Regions from separate parts of the Mus musculus genome. Here region 1 is linked to region 2. The links are chromatin loops, found by intact Hi-C in ENCODE. Cell type or tissue: gastrocnemius. All regions are shown on one strand. Each heading gives the region's core, and the rest is flanking DNA. Links, peaks and the distances in the headings are about the cores only.

What was found. Hi-C counts contacts between places; a loop is a spot of excess contacts. Peaks named below come from ENCODE experiments on the same cell type or tissue, not always from the same donor. Only the 100,000 strongest peaks of a DNase experiment are listed, where the experiment ranks them.
Region 1: a loop joins it to region 2, with 7 times the contacts of the local background. A loop is called at or near these places in 3 of 42 quality-filtered maps.

What each region holds. Positions count from the first base shown.
Region 1 is chr16:30,469,964-30,478,296 of GRCm38, forward strand. No RefSeq gene overlaps it. Among named protein-coding and RNA genes, the nearest start is that of Gm52252, 46 kb to the right of the region's middle. In gastrocnemius, for the core only: no CTCF peak of the experiment used is centred there; no DNase peak of the experiment used is centred there; H3K4me3 peaks cover 209 bases; H3K27ac peaks cover 975 bases.
Region 2 is chr16:30,393,822-30,402,154 of GRCm38, forward strand. No RefSeq gene overlaps it. Among named protein-coding and RNA genes, the nearest start is that of Atp13a3, 9.5 kb to the left of the region's middle. In gastrocnemius, for the core only: no CTCF peak of the experiment used is centred there; a DNase peak (open chromatin) is centred at 3,363; H3K4me3 peaks cover 828 bases; H3K27ac peaks cover 1,527 bases.

The sequences.
Region 1 (8,333 bases), core at 70-8,069, 76 kb after region 2:
GCTTTTCCTTTAGCTATACCTGGCTGCTGAGGGCGCCTTGGCCTAGTTTAACAGTTTTTATTCCCAGGAGCACAAGCCTTTAATTCCAGCTCTCAGGAGGCAGAGGCAGGTGGGATCTCTGTGAGTATGAGGTTAGCCTGGTCTACATAATGATAGCGTGGCTCAGTGGTAAGACAGGATTCCTATGAAATTACAGAAGACCTTGCTCAGAATTAACTGAAAGGAATGTCTGTAGAGACAGCCTGTCTCCCAAGGGAGTCTGTCTCGCCTTGGGCAATTTCAGGAAGTAGAGACTGAAGGAGAGAAACTTGGGCTCTGGCTGCCACAATATCCTCATTCTTAGGCTCCTCACCCTGCTCTAGAAAGGGTCACATTAATCAATCAAAAAGGCCTCACACTCTTGCATCTAGGCCAATCTGATGGAGGCATTTCGCAGCTGAGGCGTCCTCTTCCCAGATGACTCTGGCTTGTGTTAAGTTGACTAATACTAGCCACCAAAGGTGGTTTATCAGATTACCCTGAGTTTATAAGTACTTTTAGAGTCCAGTTTAAGAATGGAAAAAGACGGGCTGGTGAGATGGCTCAGTGGGTTAGAGCACCCGACTGCTCTTCCGAAGGTCCAGAGTTCAAATCCCAGCAACCACATGGTGGCTCACAACCATCCGTAACGAGATCTGACTCCCTCTTCTGGTGTGTCTGAAGACAGCTACAATGTACTTACATATAATAAATAAATAAATCTTTAAAAAAAAAAAAAAAAAAAAAAAGAATGGAAAAAGACAACACTTTGGTGGGTGTGTGAACGGCACCATCTGTCTGTTAACAACCACATGGCAGGGGCTGGAGAGATGGGTCAGTGGTTAAGAGCACTGACTGTTCTTCCAAAGGTCCTGAGTTCAATTCCCAGTAATCACATGGTGGCTCACAACCATCCGTTATGAGATCTGGCGCCCTCTTCTGGAGTGTCTGAAGACAGCTACAGTGTACTTACATATAATAAATAAATACATCTTTAAAAAAAAACCACATGGCACAGACTGATAAATGACTTATTCCTAGGAGTAGAAAGGGTGTCACCTATAAACCTATTGTGGTCTGAAGTGGACATTTCTGGTTTCTTTGGAGACTCAGTTGTGCCATGTGATGTTTTTTCTGGAAACTGTCTTATAAGAGGATGCTTTTACTGAAGCAGAGACATAGAAGGATGCTTTGCTGAGAATAGACATGTGGTGTTTTTTTCTGGAAGCAGCCTAGACAAAGGGTATGTGATGTTTTGCTAGAGCAGATGCTTGAGAAAAACAGGTGATATTTGGAAAGGGTATAAATATAACCCAATAGTCAGTGGATGACATTGTGTGGTATTGGTTCGCCTTACCATTCTTTGATGGTCATCAGCTGCTGTGACTTCATGGACAGAAATGCGCCAAAAAACTTCTGGTGGTGTTCTGGCAGCTTCTTGCTTCTTCCTTCCTCAGACTTGGGTGAATCAGCAGAACCTCAAGGTTTCTTCTAAATCAAACTACGGTTGCTGATTCATAAATGGTGTTTGCAAGTGGATCGAGCTGCCACTGCTGATTAGTGTGAACTGAACTGCTGATATCCTGACAATGCAGATTGGATTCGCTCCAAAGAACCATTTCTAAACAGGTCCACATCCTCCTTTGCTCTATTACCTGTTCCTTTCCGCTATCTATGGTGGGTGGTGGGCTAGAAGGGAGGGTAAAACATTTAAGAACCCTTATTAAAAATAGGTTTTGAACAATCTAAGCCTACAGTGCTAAATCAGGAGCATGGGATCACATGGACCTACTAAAATCACATCAGGAAAAATAGGCCTGCAAACTTATCAGACCCACCAAGTCCATATAGAAGTCTTTGCACTTTAACACTGCATAGAAAATAGCTGCACTAAGCCACCTGTCCTCTAACCACCCAGTGTGTGTGACAGGGAACTCATAGAAAAAGAGCTCCTACCTACCTGGGGGCCTAGCTCAGCTCAGTGTCCACTGCCGAGCTGGCTAACTTAAATTGCCTTTTGCCCACTTCCCTGTTTGTACTTCCTAACCTGCTGCTGTTCATCTGCCCAGGCCTGGTTCTGCCCTTTATTTCTAAAGCCTCCAAGGCACCTCCCTCCAGCAGCTTGAGTATATCCTACAGTTTAACTCTATGAGGGCAGCAACTACAGCCTCCAGCTGACCTATCTTATCTCTAGAAACTCGGTATTAAACCTCTATCAGCTTCCCTGACTCAAAAACCTCCTGAACTCTGCTACAGTTTCTAAACTTTTTACAGCACTCTCTCTCTCTCTCTCTCTCTCTCTCTCTCTCTCTCTCTCTCTCATACACACACACATTCTCACATTCACACAGGCACACATTTAACGTGCGATCTAAGAATTATTGTTAGCAATTAAGATCAAGATAAGAGAACTTGTGTTTTCCTTGGCAAACGGCTCCCAAGGAACGCAAGACCACTTGGCAAACGGCTGCAGGATGAAACCACAGTACCTTGTGAATTTATTATCATTCAATATGCTGACATTGTGGGAAGGTGCAGGTGTGTTTGTTTATGATTCTGACAACATGATCTTGCAGTCTTGAAGCCAGAGAAAGCCCTGGAAAGGCATCAAACCAAGGCTGGTCTCCTTGGCCTTCACAGAAAGGAAGAAGTCTCTGCTGGGGCGGGGTGGAGGGTGGGGAGGAGGGGAGCTGCAGACTTGGCACAGCACTTACACTTCGGCAAACAGATGACAAGGACCACAGCACAGTGGATAAAATCCAGCATACAGGCTCCCTGAGGAACACGGAGCCGCTTGGGAGCCTCAGGGAGCCTCAGGGAGCCTCAGGGATCAATTTCCTCCAGTCTGAAGCAACAAAGCTCGAATTTTCCCATGCTTTTCACAATAAGAAGTAACCCTAAGTCGATCAGGATCTATTTCCACTTAACCCAACAGCCCCCCTATTCGTACCATCAAAGAAAATGTTGCCAATCAAGATATATTTAGCAATGATTGAGAGATAAGCCATTCTAATCATTTCTAAACAAAACCCCAAACAGTGTTCTGGGGTTTCCTTTGCACATCTAGCAACATTTGAAAAGGAGAATAGTTCATATTCTCTCATTGGCTAGGTTTCTATTCATTGGAGATCCCTGGAGGTCAGGCCTCAGGTTTCTTCCAATCTCGTTCTCCAAAGTATAAGCAGGAAAAAGCGAGGACAGAGTGTGGACAAGAGAAGAGAAATGACTAACAACCATGTATTCCAGCAGTTAACATTTGCTGTGAGGGATGCTCATATAGCAACAATATGTTTTTTATATAAAGATGTATTAAAAATCAAATGCGGGGAGCGGGGGCAGGGAGGAGATGGCTCAGCAGTTAAGAGTACTGACTGCTCTTCCAAAGATCCTGAGTTCAAATCCCAGCAACCACATGGTAGCTCACTACCATCTGTACAGCTACAGTGCACTCATATACATGCAAAATAAATAAATAAATCTTTTTTTAAAAATTCAAATGTTAAAATATCAATAACTCCTGTTTAAGAACTAAATGTGTTTGACTTTTCTTCTTTCCCTATTGCAAATCTACAATTTTCTAGGAATCTTACCAGAAACCTATTTACAGTACTGGTATGCAAGTGTATATGAGTGTGTGAGTGTATGCTCAGTGTGTGTGTGTCCGGGTGTGTGTAAGTGACTGCGTGAGTGTATGTGTGAATGTGTGTGAATGTGTATGAATGAGTGTGAGTATATATATATATGTGTGTGTGTGTGTGTGTGAGTGTATGCTCAGTGTGTGTGTGTGTGTAAGTGACTGTGTGTGAGTGTATGTGTGAATGTGTGTGAATGTGTATGAGTGAGTGTGAGTATATGTGTGTGTGTGTGTGTGTGTGTGTGTATGCATGCATAGATGGGTACACATAGAGAGGTCATAGGGCAACCTTAGGTGTCAGCCCCCACCCTCCATCTTACTTGAGGCAGGATCTCTTGTCCTTCACACTGTATCCGAATGGCTAGCTGACCATGCACCTCTGAGGTCTCTTCTGTTTCCCATTGTGTGGTAGGGTGTGTGCTGCTGACCTTACATGGGTGCTGGGGATCTGAACATTGATCACCACACTTCTGTAGCAAGCACTTTATCCACAGAGCCACCCCTCCAAGCCCCAGAAAGGCATGTCTCAACCTCTCCCAACCCCTGTGCTACCCTTATGACCCAAGAGGACACACACAAAGACACACAATCTCATAGCTTTTATTCTCACCTGATAATAACATAAGGGATATATATATATATATATATATACACACATATATATATATATATATATATATATATATATATATATATTTCAGAATGATGCTCTCAGAAGATATCCTTTAAAAGCACAAACCCCATCACCTTCTCAACCTCTCCCTTCCTTGACCATTTCTAGTTGGAAACATTCTGTAACAGAACAATGTTACTTGCCTTTTAGCATGAGCTAACCCAGTTGATTTCTTTTTTCTTTCTTTTCTTTTTAGTTAATGTTTAAGACAGGGTCTCATGTCTCACTCAATAGCCCAGGCTGACCTGGAACTTGATACTATAGACCAGGATGGTCTCCGACTCACAGGGAGTTGCCCCTGTCTCCAGTGGGCTGAGATTAAAGGTGTGTGCACTGCTCTTGCCCTCGTCTTTGCTTTAGAACAAGACTCTTCTGTTTCATCTAATAAGAGGTTTCGGAGCTCATCAAAGCCAAACAACTCTGTTGATTTCTTTCTGTCTGTCACTGCCCCTCTACAAGAGTAAACACTCAGGGTAAGCAGGGCCTTCAGTTTTACAACATTTATTTGTTGGTTGGTTGGTATGTTTGTTTATATGCATGTGAGTTCATGGCACAGTGATGGGGTGGCACTCAGAGGACAACTTCAGGAGTTGGTTTTTTCCTTTCCTCCATGTGGATCTTGGGGATTAATCTCAGGAGCCTTCGACTTCTGTGCCACTTTGCTGGCCTGGGTCTTTATTTTCTTGGCTGCAGATGCCTGGCAACCAGTGTACAGGCATTCAGTGCTTAAATAAGGAACGGGGGTGGAAGGTACCCGGGGCTCAGTCGGTGCAAATGTGTCCCTTTAACAGGAGAGTATCAAGTCCAGAGAGGGCACTTGTCTAAAGGAAGTCATTAAAAGATTAGTAGCCAGGGTGGCTCAAGTGCAGGGTGCCCCAATGTCCACCCAGCTCTGGTACAAGGTCCATGCTGATGAGAACATCTAACATCCAACCCTTAGCTTGTGTGTAGGCGTGTGTGATTCAACACTCAATTTTCTGAAATATACTCCTTTTTTGTTTGTTTGTTTTGTTTTTTTGGTTTTTGAGACAGGGTTTCTCTGTGTAGCCCTGGCTGTCCTGGAACTCACTTTGTAGACCAGGCTGGCCTCGAACTCAGAAATCCGCCTGTCTCGGCCTCTCAAGTGCTGGGATTAAAGGTGCCCACCGCCCAGCTGACATATACTCTTGTGTGTGTGTGTATTTGATACTGTTGTTATTTTAATTCTGATATTATACTATTAAGTTACCATAGTCTAAAAATAATATATTATACAACAGGTTTTTTTTAAAATAACGCTTATTTATTGTTTTTTGTTTCTTTATAAATCGCATGTAGCCTAGCTGGCCTTGAATTTACACATAGCCAAGGTTGGTTTTGAACTGCTAGATTATCCTGCTTCTCCTTCTCAAGTGATTGCAGGCCTGTGCCATCATGCTCAGTTTTCTCTTTTCCCCTTTAAAAAGCCTGGCCAAGGTGTGTTTGTTTAGGCACCTTTTAAAATGCCAGAGTAAAGCAATCTATTGAGAACAATTCTCTATGGAGCTCAAGTGTGCAGATACATAAGAGACTAGCTAAGGTCTGACTGCTGGGCCCTCGGCTCTCATGTATATTAATCTTGAAATCTCGTTTCGTTTCTGATCCAATCTGTCCACCACTTACAGTGCTGATTTTCATGCTGCACTGTGTCATATTCATTTTCTTGGTTTTCGTGTCTTGTTTTCCAGCCCAGCTCATGCTTGTAAATTGCTGCTTTGTGCCTCCAGTCAGAGCAGTGCATTCCAGGAGGAGGCAGGCAGAATGGCAAGGGTTTTCACAGAACTGACTCTGTTTTGACAGTGATGGTATCTGGCAGAGTGGGAACTGATTACAACCCAGTGCCATTGTGCAGAACAACTATTCATAGCTGCTGGGGGTGGGGGGGCGTACATGTGAGTCAAAGACCGAGGAGATGGTCAAACTGAGGTCCGAGAATGTGTGATTATGCAAGGATGGAGGTTTAAGGTCATGCTAGAAATCAAGTATTTAAAATATTGGCTGCGGCACAATAACGCTGTGGTCTAATTTTATCCCACACTTGCAACTCTTCCAGGACTGAGAGAGGCTAGAGTTACCACTCAGGACAAAAAGCAGGCCAGGCTCCAAATTCGTGTGTGCAAGATGCAGAGGACTTGATCTTTTCCCTTCAGTGTCACAGCTACAGAAGTCTAAGATAGCACCACCACTATTATTGCTGCATTTGACCTGGTTGGGGCTTTCACCGCGGAGGGGATTGTGTGCAACCAGGTCCAAGCCAGTCACATTCCCCCGTCACACAGAAAGGGGGTTGGGGGGTTGGGGGGTTGGGGGGGAGACATGGTGAGACAAGTCTCCTGTGCTACTTTCTCCAGTGCCCACCCCCCATCCATTCCCTTCTCTGCTCTGTGCTCCCCATGTGCTGTGCTCCTCCTCTGCTCTGTGCTCCTCCTCTGCTCTATGCTCTCCATGTGCTGTGCTCCTCCTCTGCTCTGTGCTCTCTATGTGCTGTGCTCCTCCTTTGCTCTATGCTCTCCATGTGCTGTGCTCCTCCTCTGCTCTGTGCCCTCTATGTGCTGTGCTCCTGCTCTGCTCTGTGCTCTCTATGTGCTGTGCTCTCTGTGTGTCCCATAGTAGCATCGCTGTGCTCCCTCTCCCCTGACTTCTTATTGGGCTCAGTTAAGGCCCTGACAAGAGATTGGGAGATGACACGTTTCTTCTCTCCTGTGCCTTCTGCCCATCTCCATGAACCCCTGTGTACTGAATGAATGTCTTTACATTCTGACTTCTGTAGGGAGACTCCAGCTCTCCCGACTCCCATCACATCTCCTCCTCCCTTCCCCCCAGGTTGGTTTCTTTGTAAGGAGCACAGCTTTGCAAACAATCTCTTCTGCTGGCTTTCGCCTCGTAGCTCTCAAACACTTGAGCAGCCATGTGTGATGGTTAATCTTCATTGTTAACTTGATTGGATTTAGAATTTAGGAGATTGAGTTACAACTCTGTGCCAGTGAGGGTGTTTTCAGCAAGGATTAAACTGACAGGGAAAGGCCCTCCTTGAAGGTGGGTAGCATCACCAGTCTTTCAGGGAAAAGGAAAAAATCCAGCAGAGCCACACATCCTATCTTCTCTTCTTACCTCACTGTAATGTGAACTACTCCATCCGTCTTCACCTTCCCTTCCAGACAGGGACTGACTCCTCTCACACTGTGGTCTAAAATAAACTCCTTCCTTCAAGTTGTAGCTGTTGTTTGAACAGGGTTAGCCTGGCCTCAAATTCACCATGTAGCCAAGGATGACCTCTGCCCTTCCTGTGTCTACCTTCCCCATGCTGGGTTACAAACACACAGCACTATTGTGAGTTCAAGTTGTCTTTCTCAGGGTCATAACAACAATAAACGTAACTAACACAGAAAATTGGCATGAGAGGTTGACACTCTGGAAGTGTCCAGGTTGGGATTAAACCTGACAATGTTCTTGGGCCTTGAGAAGTGGTTTGTGGGGAGAATTTGGAAGACTTTGGAGTTGTTGGTTAGAATATTCTAGATAGGATCCTATCAGCAGAACTCAGCGGTGGGATTCTGGTGGAACCTGGAAGTTGAGAACTGTGATAGAAACGGAAACAGTGTTGTCTCTGCTCACGAGCTTTCAGGTCCACTGGGAACTGGACTTGAGACCATTTGTGTCACCTTCTGGCAAATAACAGATCTACATTCGGCTCATATCCAGAAACTGTGAGAAGCCAAATTTAAAGGGGATGGATTAATTACTCTGGCAGGAAGAATGTCAAACAGCACAGGACTCAGGCTCTGAACTGGTTGTTGTTGGCTGTTTTTAGTCAGATTCACAGTGAGAGTCAGGAGCAAAGCGCAGAGCAGAACCATGGGAGAGTTGGAAGTGGTGGACAAATAGGGTGTGATTAGAGAATCGAGAACGTTATAAAGATACCAAGGCCTATCAGGATGGTTTCCTGTAAACCCACTCGCTGTGCAGGCCTGATGACCTGAGTTCAAAACC
Region 2 (8,333 bases), core at 135-8,134:
TTGCAGTGTTAAAAAAAAAATGTACTTGCTGTCTTTTTTTTTTTTTAAAGATTTATTTATACATAAGTACACTGTAGCTGTCCCAGAAGAGAACATCAGACCCCATCATGGGTGGTTGTGAGCCACCCTGTGGATGCTGGGAGTTGAACTCAGGACCTTTGGAAGAGCAGTCTGTGCTCTTATCTTCTGAGCCATCTCAGCTGCCTTCTCACTTGCTATCTTTTAAGAATCCTGTGCTAAGGTCATAAAATGCTGATTCATGGGATAGTCAAATGGAACCTGGGGTAATGATTGAATTGATATACAAATAAAAAAACTAGGGTTTGGTTTGAAAGGCTGGGCTATTTACATAGCTATCTCAAGAGCTATGTAAATATCTGGAAGACAGAGCTGTCAGCTTGTACTCAATTGACTTTATTCTCCCAAATACCCCTTCCTTAGGATCCCCTTTCTAGGCTGAGGCTGGTTCCTGACAATTGGTTGGTTAGTTGTTTTCTTTGGCTTTTTGGTTTTGGTTTTTGAGACAGGATCTTTCTACATAATCTTTTCTGCCCTGAAACTCACTATGTAGACCAGTCTAGCCTAGAATTAAGAGATCAGCCTGGTTTTGACCTTTCTCATGGAGTGCTTAGACTAAGTATGTGTGTTACCTCAGAAGGCATGTCTCTTAATATATTTTTTCCCCAAAGAGGAGGTGTCTTCTGTTTCCCAGTCTGGCCTTGAATTTGTTATGTAGACAAACGACCTTGAATTTCTGATCCTCCTGACTCCACTCACTGAACTCTGCTTTCTATAGTACTAGAGACAGAACCCAGGGGTTCATGACGGCTACACACACATTTGAGCAACGGAGCTGCATCCCAAGCCCATTTTTCCTTGTTTTGAGCAGGGTTTCATGAATCCCAGGCTCTCTTTAAACTTGTTATGCAGGTAAAGATAACCGTGACTTACTTCTACCTCCCAAGGGCTAGAATTAGAAGTGTGTGCAATCAGGCTGGCTAATGTCCTGCACTTCCCTTACCCACTTCTGTCAGGGGACACCTCTATATTCTATATCTCACTATTGTGAACCTCATTACCTGGAACATGAGAATACAGGCATCCCAGTTGTTGGGTGATTTCGTTTCCCTTTGGATGTCATTCTTTGTATCTCCTATTCTTCCGCTACCCACTGACAACCTAATAACACGTCTACTACAATTCTGTCACCTCTCTCTGTATCCATCAGCACTGGAACAATCGCAGTCACCTCCATCGCTCACCCAGAGCTATTGCAGCTACCTCCAACTGGCTTCTGCACTGTTAGCCTCTAACACTTGCATTCATTCTCACATCCTGACCAGAATGTCACTGAGCATTGGAGCATAGCTACTGATGACAATTTTCAATGGCTGCCCATTTTGCTAGGAATAAAATGTTAACCTTGCCAGCCTTTGAGACCCAAGTCTTTCCCCTTTTGCTCCACAACTCTCACCCCGGGTCCCCTGTCTGCCTTCCTCATCCCTGTCACATGGTCCTCTCTCAGTTCCTCATGCACACCAAGCTCTTTCCTGCCTCGGAGGCTTTGCACAAATGCCTCCCCTTCCCTTTTCTCCTCCTCTGCCTTAAACACTCATACATCAGATGTTGAGAAGGTGGCCAGCCATCCCTTCTTTTCCTTCATTTTCTTACCATCTCCTTTGCCCCTGTTGCAATCATAGTCACAGTTTTACTTGCAGGTGTGTTTATTTAAATCTCTCCTTCATGTTAAGCTATGACTTTTTGAGAAGATCGGGACCGTAGATTGGGTGTGTAGCTCAATGGCAAGGCACTGCTGAGCAACCGCAAGGCCCTGGGTTCAATCCCCAGCACTAACAGGAAAGAAAAAAAGACAGGCCCACGTGTGGTTACATTTGCAGTTCCAGCATCTTTCTAGAAGAGGCATTGAAATTGAAGATGAGGGGCTAGTGAGCTGGCTCAGCAGGAAAAGCAACTTGATATACACCTGGCAATGCAAACTTCAATCCTAGGAATTCACACAGAAGGTGGAGGAAAAGAACCAACTCCACATACCAGCCCTCTGGCCTCCAGTGTGCCCCGCCCCTAACTCACATATATAACTACATTAATAAAAAATGCTTTTGAAGTCGGGCGTGGTGGTGCATGCCTTTAATCCCAGCACTCGGGAGGCAGAGGCAGGCAGATTTCTGAGTTCCAGGCCAAAAAAAAAAAAAAAAAAGAGTTGGGTCAGTGAAATGGCATTCTTTGTTTAGTATGTTTGTTTGTTTTTTGAGACAGGGTTTCTCTGTATAGCCCTGGCTGTCCTGGAACTCACTTTGGTTTTTTTGTTGTTGTTGTTGTTTTGATTGATTGATTGATTGATTGATTGATTGATTATATGTAAGTACCCTGTAGCTGCCTTCAGACACTCCAGAAGAGGGTGCCAGATCTCATTACAGATGGTTGTGAGCCATCATGTGGTTGCTGGGAATTGAACTCAGAACCTTCGGAAGAGCAGACAATGCTCTTAACCGCTGAGCCATCTCTCCAGCCCCCTGGAGCTCACTTTGTAGACCAGGCTGGCCTCGAACTCAGAAATCCGCCTGCCTCCCAAGTGCTGGGATTAAAGGCGTGCGCCACCACGCCCCGCTTGAAATGGCATTCTTAATAGCATAAGGTAGTATCATTGATGACAAATAATCCCCAAAAGTCTGCGTTTTAAGGCCTTGAGCAGATGTCTATCTATCTTCTCAAAAGTGTCTTTCTCATTCTTAATAAACTGTCTCTCCAGAGAGAGAGAGACAGACAGACGGACACACACACAGAGAGACAGAGAGACAAAGAAACATTTATGTTTCCTACTTGGAATCCCAGGATCTTCTGGTTGAAATGAACTCAGCCAGGCCTGCTGACAGACATCTATAATTTCAGTCACTTGGGAGAATGAAGCAGACAATGGTATAAATTCAAGGAATGCCTGGGCTCCAAAGGAACCTGAAGGCCAAGCTGGATAATTTAGCAAGACTCTGTGTGTCACACACATCCATAGTCCCAGCAGTTAGGTGGCAGAGATAGGAGAATCAGAAACTTTGGGGGTGCATTGTTGGGGGAACATAGCTATTCTGCTTATCTTGTATGAGCCTCTAGGTTCAACCTTGAAGTGGGGGAAGGGAAAGGAAAGGAAGGAGAAATCCAAAGCCAGTTTGTGTCCTCTTGGGAATACTGAAGTGGGTCTCTGAAGCCAGTGCAGCACATCTTCCAAGACCTTCCTTCTGCTGCCCTGCCAAGGCAACTCCCCTGCCCATAGAGGAGCCATTTGTACAACAGGGCCAAAGCCAGCTCTTCCATGGGGCTGAAACATTAGGCTGGCATCTCAACACCTGCCATCCTGTACCCACGGCTGCTTCTCCAAGTGCCCGTGTCACATTCCAAACGAAGCAGCTCCTCAGAGCCGGCCATTCACTAGCTTTGAGTCGTTAAAAACTTCCCGTGACCTTTGTAGCTACTTCCTATGAGCCTCTGAGGGACTGCCAGTCACCCGTGGCCTATTTTTCAGAGCTGGCAGTTCTTGGCTTCTAGAGCAAACATGGGACAAGCCCGGCCTCCAGGGTAATCTTCTGGGTTTCCTTTAAGCTGCTAGTTCCAAAAGGTGACTGCTCATTGGAAGGAGAGGCAGACAGATGGGAGCCCAAAGGCCACATTCAGGTAGATAGATTCTCCGAGCTGTAACCCACAAGTCAGAATCTTCAGATCTAGATAGCCTGAGGCTGTTATCTTCTGTTTGCTTAAGGCAGTTGCTTCCTTGTGGGTTAGAGGGACGGTATTTGCTCTAAGTTAATTTCCCCCACCCCTCAAAGCAAAGCGGCTTCCACAGATCTGGTAAATTAAGGCAATAGTGATTGCCAGCAGTAGTGTAGGAGTTCTGCTGCCAAAGAATTTCTTTCTTACACATTTCAAAAGCGAGCCTGTCCAAGACACGCCTCCAGCTCGGCTTTACCTGTAATCTAATCCTGGGGAGGAAGCAGGATCCAAATAGCTCAAGGTTCTGCAAAGTCCACAACAGCTGTCACCACCGAAGGAAAGGGAGCCAGGCTCTAAGCTGGAGAAGAGCTTAAGCACTGCTAGCTTCATGCCACAGGGTGTTAGCCACTGCAGTCCTTAGAGTGACTTAAATAGTTCATATTAGCAGTCAGGCAAACTGAAGTGAAATCTCTTGGACCTAAACCACAAGTTCATTTTTCACACTGGAACTTGGTCAGAAGGCCAAGGAGTAGTTGCCAAGAAAGAAAAAAAGAAAGAAAGAAAGAAAGAAAGAAAGAAAGAAAGAAAGAAAGAAAGAAAGGAGGGAGGGAGGGAGGGAAGGAGAGAGGGAGGGAGGGGAGGGGAGGGGAGGGAAGGGAAGGGAAGGGAAGGGAAGGGAAGGGAAGGGAAGGGAAGGGAAGAAAAAAAATAACAGCTAGGCCAGTGCTTGGAGAGAGAGCCAGGCAGATCTCTGAGTTCTAGACCAGCCTGGTCTACATAGTGAGTTCCAGGGTAATGACTCTGTCTCAAAACAAACAAAATAAAATAAGATAAAACAAAAAGCAAACAAAAATAGGGTCACCCTATTTAGTTCATGCTAGGCTGCAGTTTAAGAATCTTCTGCCTCAGCCTCCCTAGTGATGAGGAGGACATGAGGGGACATCATGCTTTAAAGTTTCCATGTATCTATCCATCCATTCACTTATTTAGAAGCAGGGTCTCCTCTAGCTCAGTCTGACCTCAAACTCACCGTGTAGCTGAGGCTGGCACTGAACTCCTGATCCTCCTGTCTCTGCCTTTTAGCCACTGTGATCACCAGCCTTGAACCACCAAGATCTTTTTGTCTCAATGTGTTGCTCAGGCTAGCCTTGAACTCAAGATGGTCCTTCTGCCTTAGCCTCCTGAGTGCTGAGGTAATATGTATATGCCACCGTGCTCAGTAAATGTATAAGCAATTTTATTTCCAAGTGCTAGGTTGAACCTAGGACATCCAGACTAGTGCTCTACCCACTAAGCCAGAGCCCAAGCCCTAAGCTTATTTAAAGGTAAATTTGAATACAATTATGACCTTAGTTTGCTTTTTTTTTTTAGATTTATTTTATGTGTATGTGTTTAAGCCTGAGTGTATATAATATGCAACACACATGTGCAGGTGTTCATGGAGACCAGAAGAAGGTGTCAGATCCTCTGGAACTGGAATTATAGACAGAACTGGTAGAATAGACAGTTGGATATGCCATGCAGAACCGGACATAGGTCCTGTGCAAGAACTGAAAATGCTCTGAACCTCTGAGCCATCTCTCCATCTCTCCAAGCTAAGGGCCCCCTTAGCTTGTTTTTAAATACAGGTGCTCCTTAGTTTATGATGCAGTGTGTAATGATAAATCTGTTGTAAACTTGAACTATCTTGAAAATGCTTTCATGTGCCAGGTGCAACTGACTATCTTAGCTGAGCTGCATGCTTAATAGATTGTTGCCCTTGGCCCTTACACACATATCATGTGGACACACAATAAAAATTTTAAAAATGTAAGAGAAAATCATATTTATCTCTTTACTCCTTTCCACTGCCCACTGCATAATAACAACACTTTGTGTAGAGTAGTCAAAGGTCAGAAAATATGACTCTTGAAACAACCTTAAGGAAGTTAGGCACTTTATCCATTCAGTCCTTTATGCCAGCAGGCAGGACAGTAAGCAGCAGGGAGTAGCCACTCAGAAGATGGCAAAGGAACTGGAGAGACAGCGGCACACATAAGAGCCTTTACTGTTCTATCAAAGGACCAGAGTTCCATCCTAGCACTACATCAGGTGACTCACGAACACCCGTATCGTCGGCCTCAAAGGAGCCAGCTCACACTTCTGGACTGGAGTAGAACCCAGCTGAGAGAGCAGGCAAAGGTAATATACTGAATCAAGGGCTTATACCATCCAGCAGAAACAGCTGGAGAGTCTCAACTGAAACCGTCATGGTGGCGTTCCCAACGCAGAGTTCTGGGTAGAACGACCTTTTTCCTTTATGAAGGAATTCCCAGCTTCTATTTCCCAATGCAAGCATTTGTAAGCCATAGGATAAACATCGGTAACCTCTGTTGGAAATGGTTACCTTCAAGCTGCTAGCAAGGAGGCTGGGCTTTTTAACATCCTTGGTTGTTTGCCTTTCCCCCTTCCTCCCTGCTATAGGGTGAGAGGGCCAGCCCACTCCAGGACAGGCAGTCTTAGAAGACACTTGAAAGAAACATACTGGAATCTGGGACGCAATTGTCTTCCTCCCTCCCAAAGTTTCCTCAGGAAATGGAAACCGTGAGTGACAGTTTACTAATAAAGTTTATATTACATTTGTTAGGACTCGGGATGTCTGTATGTCTAGAAGTGAGCTCAAGATGGACTATAGGATTCTGGATGCTACATAAAGTCAGCATTCCTCAGGGAATCAGCTCCCATCTGCCCAAAGGAGTCCTTTCCCTTGTCTCTGTCTGAAGGGACATATGACTACCCATGGTGCCTATCAACACATCAAAGCTCATGCTGGACACCAGGCTCCTTCCATAACACAAGTACCTGTTACACATTTCAAAGTCCACACTGGCATCTGGCCCTTCCCTCCCCCAGCTACTTGGCCTCCTTGTAAACCACGGGATTTGTAAACCTCTTCCTCCTATCTGTCTGTCTCTGTCTGTCTGTTCAATTCTCTATGTCTTGCTATGAATGCTATCTCCACTATTCTCGCCCACTCGCCCACTCTCCCACTTCCTTAGCCCTGGCCATGTCTAGTTTGTTTTTCTTTCTCTCTGCTCTGGAACCTTGGCTCCTCACCTAGGACATTCATGTATCAAATGTCTGTAGAGGAGGGACCAGACAGTTCAGCCAGTAAAGTGCTTGCTTCTCAAGAACAAAGACTGGAGGTTCAACCCCCAGAAACCATAGAAAAAGACAGGTGTGGTTGTGTTGCCTTTGTAATCCTGGCTCTGGGAAGACAGAGACAGGTGGTTCCTTAGAATACCCTAGCTGGGTAACCTAACCTAACTGCTAAGTTCCTGGTCAATGATGGGTCTTGTCTCAAAGGTGAATGGCACATGAGGAATGGCACTCAAGGCTGTCCTTTGGGCTCTATACTCACACTTGCATGTACACAGATACACACATACACACGCAGCTTTGGTTTGGTTGCTGTTGTTCTTTCTATGTAACAAGCCAGGTTTCTCTATATAGCCCTGGCTGTCCTGGAACTCACTTTGTAGACCAGGCTGGCCTCAAACTCAGAAATCCACCTGCCTCTGCCTCCTGAGTGCTGGGATTAAAGGAATGAGCCACCACCACCCGGCTTCTCCCAGATCTTTATCATGAGCTTCTTTATTTTGAATCAGTTAATCATAGAAAGTATCTTCATGGAAGATGCCACTTGGACTTTATAATAGTTTAGATGCAGTCATGTCTGAAGCTTTGCTGTGCAAACGGGATTGAGTTAAGTATCACCAGGAAACTTGTTTTGTTTTTTTCTAATTTGTACTGTGCTTAAATATACCTAAAATAAAACTACGCGGGGTCAGACTCTTAAAGTTTGAACCAACACCAGCCACTGATTCCTGTGGAACTGAATTTCCTTCCTGTCTCCAGTGTATGACACTCTGCTGGCTTTCCATCACAGAGAACAGCTTCCATCTCCCCGCAAGCCCCTATCCTTTCCCCACCCCTGCATATTCCCAGTATGTATGTTTATACACTTCATATGTACCTGAAGCCTGTGAAAGACAAAAGAGAATTCAGGATCACCTGAAGATAAAGTTACAAGTGGGTCCTGGGAATGGGAGCTGGGTCCTCTGCCAGAGCAAGTGGCCCTAACCACTGAGCCACCTCTCCAATCCCGATGATTTTTTAATCTTAAAAAAAGATTATTGAGTCAGGTGGTGTGGTGCACGCCTTTAATCTCAGCACTTGGGAGGCAGAGGCAGGTGGATTTCTAAGTTGGAGGCCAGCCTGGTCTACAAAGTGAGTTCCAGGACAGCCAGGGCTATACAAAGAAACCCTGTCTCGAAAGAAAGAAAGAAAGAAAGAAAGAAAGAAAGAAAGAAAGAAAGAAAGAAAGAAAGAAAGAAAGAAAGAAAGAAAGAAAGAAAGAAAGGATTATTGGAACTGGGTGCTGGTGGGATTAATAAGCCTCATCAATGTAGATTCTTTTCTTTGGCTGTCCTGAAACTAGATCTGTAGACCTGGCTGGCCTTGAACTCAGAGATTGGCCTGCTTCTGCCTCCTGTGTGCTGGGATTAAAAGCATACCACCACCACCACCACCCAACTTGGTTTTGTTTTCTAAGGTAGGGTCTTGATGTAGCC